Linked DNA regions of Homo sapiens: all the other regions are linked to region 1. The links are chromatin contacts, found by Hi-C or POLR2A ChIA-PET in ENCODE. All regions are on one chromosome and are shown on one strand. Each heading gives the region's core, a stretch centred on a gene start or an enhancer-like site at or near the end of the contact. The rest is flanking DNA. Distances are from core to core; before and after follow the strand shown.

The links. Hi-C counts contacts between places; a loop is a spot of excess contacts on that map. ChIA-PET counts read pairs that join two places held with the same protein, here RNA polymerase II (POLR2A). Pooled maps may share reads with other maps.
Region 2: a map of naive thymus-derived CD4-positive, alpha-beta T cell shows a loop between it and region 1 (8-fold over the local background). The contact joins the enhancer-like site here to the promoter of BCOR in region 1. A Hi-C loop is called at or near these places in 6 of 168 maps with a recorded cell type or tissue (Caco-2, GM12878, dorsolateral prefrontal cortex and 3 more), 13 of 37 single-sample maps with no recorded cell type and 17 of 50 pooled maps. POLR2A ChIA-PET finds 5 or more read pairs at or near these places in 3 of 52 experiments (OCI-LY7, WTC11 and activated T-cell).
Region 3: a loop to region 1 is called in a pooled map, with 6 times the contacts of the local background. The contact joins the promoter of ATP6AP2 here to the promoter of BCOR in region 1. A Hi-C loop is called at or near these places in 1 of 37 single-sample maps with no recorded cell type and 12 of 50 pooled maps. POLR2A ChIA-PET finds 5 or more read pairs at or near these places in 1 of 52 experiments (activated T-cell).
Region 4: a loop to region 1 is called in a pooled map, with 4 times the contacts of the local background. The contact joins the enhancer-like site here to the promoter of BCOR in region 1. A Hi-C loop is called at or near these places in 5 of 50 pooled maps. POLR2A ChIA-PET finds 5 or more read pairs at or near these places in 4 of 52 experiments (BJ, H1, WTC11 and 1 more).
Region 5: a map of dorsolateral prefrontal cortex shows a loop between it and region 1 (3-fold over the local background). The contact joins the enhancer-like site here to the promoter of BCOR in region 1. A Hi-C loop is called at or near these places in 2 of 168 maps with a recorded cell type or tissue (dorsolateral prefrontal cortex and posterior cingulate gyrus) and 1 of 50 pooled maps. POLR2A ChIA-PET finds 5 or more read pairs at or near these places in 3 of 52 experiments (AG04450, GM10248 and OCI-LY7).

The regions. Positions count from the first base shown.
Region 1 is chrX:40,096,527-40,099,226 of GRCh38, forward strand. BCOR (BCL6 corepressor) reads right to left here and starts at 1,432. Exons shown (of 15, transcript NM_001123385.2): 1 at 689-1,432. RefSeq lists silencers at 996-1,055, 1,146-1,195, 1,256-1,485, 1,506-1,625, 1,756-1,925 and 1 more.
Region 2 is chrX:40,467,033-40,469,732 of GRCh38, forward strand. No RefSeq gene overlaps it. Among named protein-coding and RNA genes, the nearest start is that of ATP6AP2, 110 kb to the right of the region's middle. RefSeq lists an enhancer at 1,345-1,639. Within about 2 kb of position 1,444, at least 8 of the 41 ENCODE cell types and tissues checked have a DNase peak (open chromatin) inside an H3K27ac peak, as active enhancers do; they include dorsolateral prefrontal cortex, where a contact is called at or near this core.
Region 3 is chrX:40,579,660-40,582,359 of GRCh38, forward strand. ATP6AP2 (ATPase H+ transporting accessory protein 2) reads left to right here and starts at 1,311. Exons shown (of 9, transcript NM_005765.3): 1 at 1,311-1,443. The coding sequence starts at 1,407. RefSeq lists enhancers at 811-960, 1,011-1,220 and a silencer at 1,381-1,690.
Region 4 is chrX:39,612,157-39,614,929 of GRCh38, forward strand. No RefSeq gene overlaps it. Among named protein-coding and RNA genes, the nearest start is that of MIR3937, 48 kb to the right of the region's middle. RefSeq lists an enhancer at 2,415-2,614. Within about 2 kb of position 1,420, at least 5 of the 41 ENCODE cell types and tissues checked have a DNase peak (open chromatin) inside an H3K27ac peak, as active enhancers do.
Region 5 is chrX:39,687,255-39,689,954 of GRCh38, forward strand. No RefSeq gene overlaps it. Among named protein-coding and RNA genes, the nearest start is that of MIR3937, 27 kb to the left of the region's middle. Within about 2 kb of position 1,376, at least 12 of the 41 ENCODE cell types and tissues checked have a DNase peak (open chromatin) inside an H3K27ac peak, as active enhancers do; they include dorsolateral prefrontal cortex, where a contact is called at or near this core.

The DNA of each region.
Region 1 (2,700 bases), core at 182-2,681:
ATCCACGTGATTCGTGCTTTGGGGCAAGCCAAGAAAAAACGGGACTCCCCTCCCGAGTTGCGCGGCAGCGGCGGCAGGTCGAGCTCGGCTCGGCCCGAGGCACTCGCCACACACCCTCGCGCACGCACACGCCGACGTTCCACTTGGAGGAACGACCGGCCCCCGGAGAGGCGAGACGAGGCGGCGGTGGCGGCGGCTGGGGGTTTTTACAGTTCTTTCCCGAGTCGAAAAAGAAAGCAGACGGCAACCCGCTGCCCTCCCCTTCCTGCTCGCGAGCTAACGCCGAACCCAGCTTCCCAGCTTCCAGCCCACCTCCCCCCCCTCCGCCCGACTCGCGGCGCTCAGCGGCGACCGCGCTCCCGCGCACAGACACACACAGGCTGCAAACTTCCACTCTGCGAACTCCCTGCTCTCCTCCTGGCCCACCGGGAGGCGCCAGGCCCCCAGCCGCGCCCCCTCCCTCCCTGGTGCCCACGCGGGGCCGCTTAGGTTGGCTGCATTTTAAATAACATAGCTATGAAATAAAAACGAAAGCGAGCCAAGCAGCCAAAGGGAAGCGCGAGGCAAAAGCTTCGCGGGGTACGCTGCGGGAGGGGGCCCCGGGAGAGGGGGCCGACTGCAGCCCTCAGCGCGCCCGCCCGCCCACCCGTCCGCGGTCTCCCGGGGGAAAGGTGTTCCGGGCACTGACCTGAAATCCCCGGTGGGGGAGTAGGCAGGGAGCCTGCGATCCGGCTCTTTGAAGTTTTCCCCCAAGCGGACTCGAGGCGGCGAGAAGGAGCGGGGGGCGGTTGGGTGGGTGGAGAGAGATATGAGGGGTGGGGGGGGTTGGCGACGTTAACGAGCGGAGAAGGAGCCGGGCCGGAGAAGCGCGGCGAGCAGCAAAGTTTGCGGTCCCCGGCTGCCCGCAGCCCGCTCGCGGCGCCGCGCTCACTCGACTCCCTCGCCGTCTGCTGGCAGCCGGCTGCCCTCGGGGTCGGCCCCGCCGAGGGGTGGGCTCTGGGCCGGGTGGGGGCGGGGCGGGGCGGGCTCGGGGCCTCCGGGCAGGTGGCGACAGCCCCGTGCGATCCTCCGGGCTCCCGCAGCTGGACTGGGCTTGGCCGAGCTCAGCAGCTCCCGCGCTGCCGCCGCCGCCCGCGCTCGGGCAGGAGCCCCAGCGCCATGTTGACGGTTCGCCGCGAGCGCCCGCTCGGGCTGGGTGTGTGTGAGTGTGTGTGAGTGTTGGCCAAGTCGTCCCTGCGCGGCGACAGCGCGGCTTGGGCTCTCCGCCCGGCGGCTCGCGGGCTCCCCCTCCGCCGCCGCCGCCCGCCTAGCTCCCGCTCTCGGTCGCGGTCTGGGCTCCTGCGCGTCTCCCCCGCAGCCGCCGAGCTCGGCCCGCGTTCAGCGAGGAGCGCAGCTCTGCCTCACCTTGCCGCTGGGAGCCCAGGCTCCGTCTGCCGCCGCACGCCGCGATCCCAACGCGTCCCCCCTCCCTGGTTCCCTCCTCTTCCTCCTCCCCCTCCCTCCGCCCGTCCTCCCTCCCGCCCGCCCTACCTCCCTCCCTCCCAACAGCCGCCTCCCCTCCCCCCGCAGGCGCAGCGCTCGGGCGACAGCCGCCCGCCCGCCGCCGCCTCCAGCTCTCGCAAGTTTGAGCTCCGCCAGTCTCCGCTCACCCTCCGCTGCGGCGCCTCCGCGGCGGGGTTTCGGGAGGGGTGATTCCCCAGGAAAGGTTTGCCCGAGTTTCCCCGGCCGTCATCGATGCACGGCCCGGCACGTTTTGGCCTCTCTGGATCCGAACCCCGGACCACTTGGGTGGCGCCCCCCCTCCTCGTCCCCCGGCCTCCCCTCCCCAGCTCGGGCCGAGTTGGCTGCGCACGCCCGACCCGGGCGCACGTCCTGGGCGAGCCGGAGACCGACTTGGGCGGCGGCGGCGGCGAGGGCTGCCGGCAGAGCCAGAGCCGAAGGGATGGGGGCGGCGGGGGCGGCTCTCCCAGCCGCGCGCCGAGACTCCCCTCGCTACCCAGAAGGCCAGTGGAGGACCGCAATTACCATAAAGCGCCTCGCACTCCGCTCAGCCAAAGCTGTCAAACCCCAGCGGCAGCAGCCGCTGCCGCCGCCTCTTGCCACCAGCGCTGCGCTCTCCCGGCCTCGTCCCCTCCGAGACCCAGCGGAGCGTGGCCTGTGTGCTCCCGTGCTCACCCCCACCCCAGTTTGCCCCTTCCTCCCAGAGGAGCCCTTTCCCATTTCGGTGTTAAAAGCTACCTGAAAACACCACCCCAGGCAACGGTGGCCGTTCCGCCTGAACTCCGCGCCCGAGTTCCCCGGACGTTTCAATTGTGTGGGAATTGTTTGGAGGTGGGGGAAGGGGGGAGCAGCCCGTGGAGGCACCGGGAGGCGTGTGGGGGGCGGTCGGCGAGCGGAGATCCGCCTGTATTTCTCCCGGTTCTCGAGCATTTTCACGGTCTGTACCTCTGATGGTTGGAGGGGCTGCCCAGGCCCCTCGCCCCGGCGTTGGGAGATTATCTCCCGCGTTTTATTTTCCTTGACAGGGAGCAACTTTTGGCTTACACCGTTCGCCCCATAAATTTCCACTCGGTAACGTCGTGCTGATCGGTGCTTGGCGGCGGCGTACAGCCTGCGCCCGCAGCAGTTCAATTCAATTGACACGTATTGAGCTTCTCCAGCGCACCCGGCGCGGCTCTGGGCGCGGGGGGAGGGCGGGGG
Region 2 (2,700 bases), core at 194-2,693, 370 kb after region 1:
AGGAGAACCACAGGGATAGTACAAGAAGCAGGAGCTGTTATCACCCTAGAGCCAAAGGGAATAGGGGAGGTCGTGGCTACCCCAAACTTAGAAGGGGACAGAGTTGAGTACAGGAGGCCACCTTAAAAGAAATGGGGGCCTTCAGTGGAAGGATCAGTCAGCCCAAGTAGACTTCACAGGGAGGAAGATAGACTAAATGCGTCCCCTCATTCTCCTCTGCCCTCTGATCTCTTGGTGGGGCTTCCCTATTGGCTGGAACTGGCCAACGGGAGCCAAAGGGTGGGGGGCCCTTTGAGATGAGTGCAATGAATGCATAAGGGTCAGCTTCCTGGGGCACAGGGCAGGGAGGAGGGGGTGGAGGGTGGGCCTGGAGGGGAAGATGGAAGATGTCGTGAACATCTACTTCCATATTGGGTCGCACTCTACGGTGTGGACTCCTCTAGGTCAAGCTATTTGGCTCCTTGTTCTTTTTGTTCCCAGTACACAACCTAGCGTACGGCTCATGCTTCCAATCGTGTTTGCTGACACCCTGAATGAATTCCGTCGTGCCTCTTTGTTTCTCTCATTGGCAGTGTAGTGGCAGTTAATGACATTTCGACAGAATGGAACCGAAACACTTCCTTTTTTCTTTTTTTTCTGAGACAGGGTCTGGCTGTATCGCCCAGGCTGGAGTGCAGTGGCACGAATCTCAGCTCACTACAACCTCCACCTCCTGGGCTCAAGTGATCCTCTAACCTCAGACTCTCGAGTAGCTGGGATGCACACTACCATACCCGGCTAATTTTTTTTGGATTTTTTTAGTAGAGACAGGGTTTCGCTTTGGATTTTTTTAGTAGAGACAGGGTTTCGCCATGTTGCTCGGTCTGGTCTCAAACTCCTGGGCTCAAGAGATCTGCTTGCCTCAGCCTCCCAAAGTGCTGGGATTACAAGTGTGCGCCACTGCACTTGGTCTAGAAACACTTCCTAAGGTGAAAGTTTGGAGGGTGGAAGAAGAAAAAGAGAAAGGAACCAGAAATGCCCCAAAGATGAAGGCTGAATGATGCTGGAGCTGTTTCACTTTCTTCTCAGGAAGTGTAAATAATGAGCTGTACTTTCTTCTTCATTCACAGTAGTAATAAAAACACAATAACTGGCATATGCAGTGCTTCCAAGCCGACCAAGTGGTTTATATGCATTACCTCATCGGATCCCCTCAACAGCCCTGTAAGGTACACGATATTGTCATCCCAATCTTATAGACCAGGCTTAGAGAGGTTAAGTGGTTGGTCAGCCAGTGAGTGTTGGTGGAGCCACCACTGGGACTTTGAGTCCATTTCCACTGTCACCACTTGTGCTCTGCTGCCCTCCTGCCAGAACACCTCTCAGGCCTGTTCCTTACTGGGCAGGCTGTCCAGATCGGAACCTCCTCCTTTCAAGAGGCTAAACTAAACAGCTGAGCAGGAACAAGAGCAAACAGGGCAGGAAGAGAGGAGGAGCCCTGCAGAACACAGTGGCCCTTTGTTTTCTGCTGCCACCTCCTGGATCATCAACACCCTTTTGTCCTCTGTTCTCTGCTTCAAATACAGGCTGAGCTGGGGTGGCGGGGGGAATGCCCTTCCTACTCATTGCACAACTATATAATAATCTTGAATATTTTAAATTGAAGTCATTTAAAAAGGAAGGAAATTCTGACACATGTGATTGAAGACATTATGTTAAGTGAAATTAGCTGGTCACAAAAGGACAAATCCTGTATGATTCCACTCATATCATGTACCTAGAGTCATGAAATTCATAGAGACAGAAAGTAGAATGGTAGCTGCCAGGGGCTAGGGGGCGGGCAGAAAAGAGGAGAAGCAGAAGTTATTGTTTAATGGGTACAGAGTTTCAGTTTTGCAAGATGAGAAAAGTTCTGGAGATGGATGGTGCTGATGATTACAAAACAACGTGAGTGTATTTAATGACACTGAACTGTACACTTAGAAATGGTTAAAATAGTAAATTTTACTATATATATATATATGTTTCTTTTTTTTTTTTTCTGAGACAGTCTCACTCTGTTGCCCAGGCTAGAGTACAGTGGTGCAATCACAGCTCACTGCAACCTCTGCTTCCCAGGCTCAAGCAATCCTCCTGCCTCAGCCTCCCAAGTAGCTGGGATTACAGGTGTGCATGACCACACCCAGCTAGTTTTTGTATTTTTAGTAGAGACGGGGTTTCACCATGTTGCCCAGGCTGGTCTTGAACTCCTGACCTCAAGTAATCCTCTGGTCTCGGGCTCCCAAAGTTCTAGGATTATAGGCGTGAGCCACCACACCCAACTCTGCTATATATATTTTACACAATTTTTAAAAAACTGAATTCAGCAAACATTTAATGAGCATCTACTCTGTGCTCTGTACTGGGCATTTAAAACCATAAATCATCAGCCCCACCTTCAAGGATCTGTCAGTCCCATTGGGCAAAGTGACATAAATGTACCCAGCCCTGTGTGAAAAGTGCAACAATGGCAGAGTGCACACGCGACTGAAATAGCACCAAGGAAGAAGAGCCAGTTCTGCAGCAAGGTGTGGGGAGGAGTCATGAATCTTTCCTGAAGGAAGCCACATTTCCAGGAACTGAGATGACTTCACGTGTGTAAAGAGGTTGGGCGGGAAGTGGGGCTGCTGAGGACACACAGAACATTCCAAGCAGAGAAATAGCATGAGGAAAAATATAGAG
Region 3 (2,700 bases), core at 61-2,560, 480 kb after region 1:
CTCCTGGGGTCACTGTTTTTAACTCGCTCTCATTTTTTCATCCTCAGGAAACTCCAAGAAGAAAATGGGACTGGAAACTGAAGAAACAGTAAGGCATTCCCCCCCTCCCCCCCGCCAATAAGTCTGTCTTACATTTGTGCAGTAAATCATGCTCAAACGCCTTCAATGGCTTAGTGTAGGTCTCTTATGTACAATTTAAAATCCTCAATAAATGTGCCTAACTGAAAGTTTTAGCTCTGTGCCTCCTCTCTCATATAATCTCTTATTTGATTACTGATGCTTAACCTGACGGGGCTTTCTCCCCACCTTAACTACAGTTTTCACTGGAACAATCTCCCCATCTCCTATCCTTGGATATGAAATCATTTCCACCTTTCAAGGTCATCAGCTGGGGCGTCATTTTCTACCTACAGACGCTATAGTGTGTCCCTTCTTGCCTCACATCATAGGCAAAAGACTATGAACTGCGGGAGGGGAGGAGCCTGGTCTAATTACTATGTCTAGCCTTCATACATCCTCATAGAACACCTTGCCCAGATTGGAAACTGAGTGAATGGACAAATTAAGTAATTAATTAACTTTCTGTCCCATGACTCCTTGTAGATTGGAAAGTCTTTGGAGGTAGAGTTGCCAGACTTAGCGAATCAAAATATAGGATACCCAGTTATATTTGAATTTCAGATAACCAGTAATACTTCTTTTAATACAAGTATGTCCCATAAATTAATTGCGACATAATAACAAATAATCGTTGTTTACATGAAATTCAAATTTAACTGGGCGCCCTGTATTTTATCTGGCACCACTATGTGGAAGGCAGGGGTTCCCCGTTGCGCCTGGCTTCTTCCCAGTAGGTGCTCGGCGTCTGTATACTTGTTAGAGCGAAACCCCAACCAGCCCCGCCTTTCACAGCTGGCGTCCGTAGCCGGGCGGAGGCACACGACCAGGAAAGACAGACACCCTGGTTGGAGACCGTCGCTCGAGACTGGCAGAAAGATCTGCACTCGGGAGGCACCCTCACCCCGTGGGCTCCGGGACCCCTCGACTAGCTCCATCACCCATTCCGACTACCCGCCCTACGCTCCACCTCTTGACCCGTCATCACCGACCGGGGGGCGGGACTGCCCGACTTTTCAATCGCTGCCTACCATTGGTAGAACTCTCCATCCGTTACTTTAAGTCCCGCCTATCAGGCTGTCGCTTCCCAGGTTACGTCCCTTCCGTAGGCCGCGGCGTAACTGGTGATTGGTGGAGAAAGCGGCAGCTGTCCCAGCGGAAGCGACGAAGGGACGGGACCCGGGAGCCTGGACGAGTCCGAGCGCGTCACCTCCTCACGCTGCGGCTGTCGCCCGTGTCCCGCCGGCCCGTTCCGTGTCGCCCCGCAGTGCTGCGGCCGCCGCGGCACCATGGCTGTGTTTGTCGTGCTCCTGGCGTTGGTGGCGGGTGAGGAGCCGGGGGCCGGCAGGACGTGCCTGGGGAGGTCCTGCGCCGCGGGGCTTGGGGGTCGGGGGCGGCCGCGGGCGAGTAGCTGCGAGGCAGGTGCCGCAGTGCGGTCCGTCAGCGGCGGCCTCGCCTCAGCCGCGTCCCCGTCAGCATCTTCTCTGGATCGGCCGTGGCGGCGCGGCCTCACGGGCCGCCGGGGCCGGGGCTGGGCTGCGTAGGGGGCCCCTGAGCCTGCCTCCACCCTCCACTTTGAGGGCGGCGCGTCCGGCCGGCTTCTTGCGCCTGAAAAGGCCCTTCAGAGTACGGAGATGCATTTCTCAGTGAACTGGGATTGAGTCGCAGCCCGCTGCGAAGAAGAGAAGGCAGACTTTTTAGCTGCCACTGGCTGCCACGATGTTTTTGCATTTGTATGGTGCCTTCATTTCTAGTGGTTGTCATCAGTAATTGCTGAAATCCCTGCCCCTCCCTTCCCTTATGTATATTTCCGGATGCAAAAGTTGAGATGGAGTCATTATTTTTATATGACTTATATTTCTTAAGGCGAATACAAAGCACCTCTCAATAGTTTGTCAGAGTTCCAAATTTTAAGGATTTGGAAACAGGATGTGAGTCGCATTTTTAGGGTCACATGTCAATAAATGGTAGCTTTCTGAGTAGAACCTAGATTCCTAAGCATTCAGCAAGAGGTGAAGAAATCAGCTAATACGTGGCCTCTTACTGCATATCATGTGGTAATGTATTTCATTTGACAGCAGTCCTTAGAGGGCATCATCTTTGTTTTGCAGGGTGATCAACCTAAATAAATTACCCAACACTAAACAGGTTGGGTGCTGGATTTGATTTCAGATGAGGTGGTGCCAGCGCATCGGCCTTTTCCATTATATATGTTGTGTTGCACAAGTAACGCTATTACTGTGTGAGAATGTGGGAGTGATGGGGACTGAGACTGGAGGCACAGACAGTAGTGAACAAGAGGCCAAGTTGAGAACGGCTTGGAGGAATGGGTGCTCTGATCTCAGTGTGTCAGTTTAAAACCTATGGGAGGCCGGGCGCGGTGGTTCACGCCTGTAATCCCGGCACTTTGGGAGGCCGAAGCAGGCAGATCACCTGAGGTCAGGAGTTTGAGACCAGCCTGGCCAACAAGGCAAAACGCCATCTCTACTGCAAATATAAAAATTAGCCGGGTGTGTTGGGGCACACCTGTAATCCCAGCTACTCAGGAGGCTGAGGTACGAGAATCGCTTGAGCCCGGGAGGC
Region 4 (2,773 bases), core at 170-2,669, 480 kb before region 1:
TATATTTCAGCAGCATAATAGCTTGATGAAGATTTCTAAATTTTTCAAAATGTCATTTCTTTCCAAAAGATGGATTATTTCTGTTGGGGTTTAGTCTACCTAATTATTCCTGCCTTGATTACTTAACTACTCCAGATATTTCATCCCTCCATGCTCTTATCACGTTCGGTATGTTAGAAGAACCGAGGCAGCTTATTAGCACAAAGTAGACAATCCTGTTTCCTGGCAGTTAGTGTGGGCGGGTGGGTTACACAGTGGAGCACTAGAGCCTCTCCAGCGCAGCCTCTATTCACTTGCAGTGGCCTGGGCTCGTCTGAGGCATGTGCTGTCAGAACTTTATTGCCTCTCCTAGACCAGTGTCCACCCTTCCCCCATCCCAGGAGCCAGAGCACGTGAATTCCCCTTTGCTCTCCAACTCTCTTTCTTGTACACGACACAAACCTTGAGTATGGGCTCTGCATTTCTCTAGAGAGCTGCTTCTCAAACTTCAGCCCAGAGGGCTTGTTAAAACAGAATGGCGGCCAGGTGCGGTGGCTCACGCCTGTAATCCCAGCACTTGGGGAGGCTGAGGCAGGTGGGTCACCTGAGGTCAGGAGTTGGAGACCACCCTAGCCAACATGGCAAAACCCTGCCTCTACTAAAAATACAAAAATTAGCTGGGCATGGTGGTGCATGCCTGTAATCCCAGCTACTTGGGAGGCTGAGGCAGGAGAATCGCTTGAACCTGGGAGGCAGAGGTTGCAGTGAGCTGAGATCGTGCCACTGCACTCCAGCCTGGGCGACAGAGCAAGACTCTGTCTAAAAAAAAAAAAAAAAAACCAGAGTGGTGGGGTCCCACGTCCCACTCCCCAGAGTGTCTCAGTCAGGAGGTCTAAGCTGGGGCCAGAGAATATCCCAGGTGATGATGCAGTTGGTCCAGGGACCACAGTCGGAGTAAGACAATTTTTTTTCCTTTTAAAATACTTTACAAATTTCATGCTGTGGTTATTGTCTGTATTAAACCGGAAATTGGGAGGTAATAGCATTTATTTGTTTGAGTTTGTAAATATCCAGTGTCCAGCTCTAGATTCAATGAGCAAAATAACTATTTAGGTAAAAGGTAAGGACCTCACTGAGGAAGGAAGGAAGGAAGGAAGGAAGGAAGGGAGGGAGGGAGGGAGGGAGGTTGGATGGGAGGGGAGGGGAGGAAGAAAGAGAGAAAGAGAGGAAGAAAAAGATATACGCAGTTGGAAAAGCCAGATTCTAGAACATCTCTGGAAGGTGTGATTCTAAAGCAAGCACAGCTCCACGGCTGGACTACAAGGAATGTGGCTTTTCTCTGTGTTTTCCTACTGCACGGGGCTAGCAGGGGTCGATTATCCTACCAACCTGAGTCATTCTTCACTAACGCGGGGGGCGATGGGCAGAGGGCAAGCCGGGAGGCCAGTGCCTGCCCGGGGCGCACCTGTCACGCTGAGGGAGGGCAGCCCGCGCCCTTTGGCTGATCCCACTGCCTGGAAACGAGCCAGACTCCTCTGCCTTTGAAATCCTGTTCCTTGGAGCAATCCCGGCTCGCTAGGTTTAATTGTTTCGTCTCTTTTTTTCTGGTTTATGAAGCCGCCCCGCCTGAAGTCCGCCCCTTGCGCAGCGGCCCGGAAAGGTGGGAGGAGTGCAGGCTGCGCTCCCCGCTCGGGGAGAGTCGGTTCCTATTTCCTGATTATAAAGAAGCATTCTTTGGGAGCTGATGAATTGCGGCGGGGCTAGGGCCGGCAGGACGCGCACCTGTGATGCTCTGCAGCCGCCGGAGTCTGTTTATGCATCAAATGTGCCCACAGATTTTTCCTGGTGCTTGGGGAGACGGGGGAGGCGGTGCGGGCAGCCTCCCGCCCCCCCGCTCCCCCCCGCCAAACACACACACACAGGTTTGAAAGCCTCTGAGACCTTGCTACTAAAAATGTGGTCTACGGACCAGCAGCATCACCTGGGAGCTTGTTAGAAATGCAAATCTCGGGCCCGCCTAGACCTACTGAATCAGCATCTGCATTTTAATGAATCCTGGGGTAATTCCCTATTTACGTTAAAGTTTGAGAAGCGCGACGCAGGGGTCCACGGCAGAGAAAAGGTTAAGAACTCTGATCTCAGACAAGGAAAGGGAGGAAAGAGGAGGGAAAGTCCAGTCCCGGATTTGGAAGGGGGAGCGGAGGGTTAACCCTGAGGTTTACCGCTGGAGTGGAAGACAGAGAAATTAACATATGGAGTGAGTTAGCGGAGAGGTCGTTGAAATTGGGAGTAAACACAGGCAGGGGACAGCTCAGTTTGCCCAGGGGGAGGGGTGGAAAGAGAAGAGATGGGGTTAAGTGGGTGCCACCCACACTCCCAGGAAAGTTGGGTAGGTTGCATGCTGTGACCTTTGGCTCCTCCTCCCGCGTGTTTTCTGAGACTCAACCAACACATTTTGGCACGCACACAGGGTAGACCACAAAACAGCAGAGGCCAGAGCTTGAGGGCAGGCGTGGAGCCGAGGTAAAAAGCACCTGGGAGTTTCTTAATAAGCAGGCTGACGTGGTGAAAAAAATTCTAATGCAGGAAGAAAGAGAAAGCACGTGGTCATAAAAAGTGTGCCCTGGCATCCTACATCCATACCCAAGAGGACATGCCTGGCAGAGAGTGCACCCGTGGAGCCAGGGTGACTGCAATCCTCTTGGGCCCAGATCAGCTCCTGTCTGTGCCCAAGAACCAGCTCGCTCTCCATTTTCTGCACTAGGGGAGGAGAGAAGAAGTCCTGAGAGTGTTA
Region 5 (2,700 bases), core at 126-2,625, 410 kb before region 1:
GCTTGAGTATGACCCAGGACAGGGTCTCCTGGTGGCTGGGAACCCCCAGGTACACATGACTGCTCTGTAAGGCAGGTTCTCCCAGGCCCCCAGAAAGGAGTCCTCATGAAAGAGGGCCCCTTCTCAAGCACACACACTCTCTGCCACTACCACTGCAGATGCATGGCGTCCTGTAGGGCTAGCTCATGGAGATATCATCCCCACAGGGAGGACAGAATGATTTGCACTGAGCCTGAGCCTCTCAGGCTTGCTCTCTCTCTCTCTCTCTCTCTCTCTCTCTCTCTCTCTCTGGCCCAATGCCTGGTCTTTGAGGCTGCCTTTGTGAGAAAGAGGAGGCCAAGGCCCCCACTGGCTATTCTCTGTGCAGAGCTAAGTAGCCTGGGGGGCTGGGAGGAAGCCCTTGACCTCAGGGGCCCTAAACTGCGGCTGACAGCAGGCAGCAAGGGGGGGCCCTTGGGAATGGCGCTTTATTGAGGAACATTTGTCTTCATTTGGGGCAGTCTACATCTCATCCCACAGGCGTGCCCTGAGGCCCGAGTCTCCCTGACCCCTACCCTGACTGTCTCTGCACTGCAACCCCTGTCCCCTGCACTGGATTGAAGGGGAAGTTGTCTCTTAAAGCTCCTTGGAGCCAAGGTGACAGACGTCAGGGAAGAATAACAGGAAATTCCCTCACACCCTAGAATGCTCCCAGACCCTGCCCAGGAAAAGAGGCTTAAGATAGGGATGGGCACCTCACAGACTCAGCCCCAAAGACCTGGGTCCTCCCTGGCTAAGTGATTCTGCTAATTCCCACTCAAATTCAGCATAATAGTCATAGGTTTGGATAATGAAAAAATATGTACCTATGGTTTTCAGTATGCAAACTAAAGAATTAAATCTCCTCAAAATAATTGTGGTTGGTCAGGAGGCCCCCAGACACTGTCTTCTCTCTCATAGAAAGAGACTCTGGTGGAAAGGACTCTGCGAAGGGGCTTTAGAACCTGAAAATATCAGAGTGCAAGATTGTGGTGTGTTTTTCTTTTCCTGAAAAAGTCAGGATATTTAAAATGTTAGAAGACCACGAACTATGCCCTAGATGCTGCCACAAATCTGAGGAGCTGTTAATAAATCATCTCACCTCTCTGTGCCTCATTTTCCAATTTTTAAAAAATTGCCTAATCATCAAAGAGGCCCGGAAGCTAGGCTACCAAGGCGCGACGCTGTTTACACCCCAGACCCAGGTTCTCAGCTCGGCTTTGCTTGGGAAAGGCTCGGAACCTGTCTGGGCCTGGGGGTTTAGCACAGAAGGCTTTGGTTAGCTGCACTGTGCTGAGCGCAGCTCTGCAGCGAGGTTTAGGGAGCTGCGGTGCGTTAGGCACAAGGCACGTGGCGCGCCTCGCTCCAGCACTTTGCAAACGCACAGCAGCGCAGGGCCAGAGCGGCTGGCCCCCAGGGGTGGGGGCGACCAGGGACAGGAGGTCCCATATGGTGTCGTCGCGTTAAAAACGTAGGTCCTAAGGGGCGAGCCGCGTCCGACCTCCGCGCCCCTGCCCGACGCGGCGCCTCGCTCGCCGGCCCCGCTCGCTGGATTCATTTCCATCTGGAGCGCGGCGCGTCCCAACCGCCCTTATCTCGCCGCCGCCGCGGCTCTGCAGGCGCGGGCGCCCCGGGCTCCCTCCCTTCCTCTCCCCTCCCCCGCCCGCGCCTTTGTCTGGCCCGGCGGCGCGCTCGGAGCCAGCAGGGCGGGTAATTGGCGGCCGGAGGAGGCGAACGGCCCGGCCCGGCCTCCGCTAATGAGCGGGCGGAGCCGCGGGGAGGGCGCGGCAGGGCTCCGGCGCGGAGCCGGGGAGGGAGCTTCCGTGGCCGCGCGGACCCCGGGATGGCTCTCCGAGTCCCGGCCGCCCCCTCCCGGGCTGTGGCGGGGACCGGCGCCCTGAGGGGCATCCCTTCCTCCTCCCCTCTCCCTCCCCTATCCCGTCCCCGGCGCGCTCCAATTACCCTGCGGCCGTGCCAAGGCCTGCGGCTGCCCCCGGGCCGCCCCCGCGTCCCCGGAGAAATGCCAGGGACAGAACGCGCGGGCAGGAGGGCAGAAGGAGGCGGCTCCCTGGGGGCTTCGCTGCGCTGCAGGGGACCCAGGCGACCCTGGGGCACGGCCACCGTTGTTGTGGTGGGGGGGCACCCCCGGGGTCCGATGCCAGAGAGCTCTCTTAGGGAAGCCCTCAGGCAGCTGCGAAACCTGCTCCAGCATAGATGGTGATAAAACCCACCCTGGTTTCTAAATTAATTATACTCAATCCGCCTCGCTCTGCCGGCCCCGAGCTACACTTGTGTATCGAAGGGCGCGGTAGCCCCTCGGTGGGGGTGGAGGGGATGCTCTGTTGTTGGCTCCGAGAAACCCCCTTTCCAGGACTGTGTGCGGGAAGTGACAGAGGCCAGCGGAGCTTTAAGGAAAATAGGGGCAGGAATAGGGGACAGAGGGAAGCCTTTCTCCAGCCAGTACCCCCGTCGACTCCCCCTCCTGGAAGCCCGCCCTGCTGCCATCACTGGCCCGAGGACCCCGGCTCCAGGAGCGGGTCCCGCTTCCTGCGGTGCAGTACTCAATTGTCAGGATTTCTACAACAAACTGGCCCTTGTGCCTCCATGCTCAACTTTCGCTTATCTCCATTGAGCCCGGCTCCGTCTCCATTCCCGCCGGTGCTTTGTTCCCTAGCTGCGTTC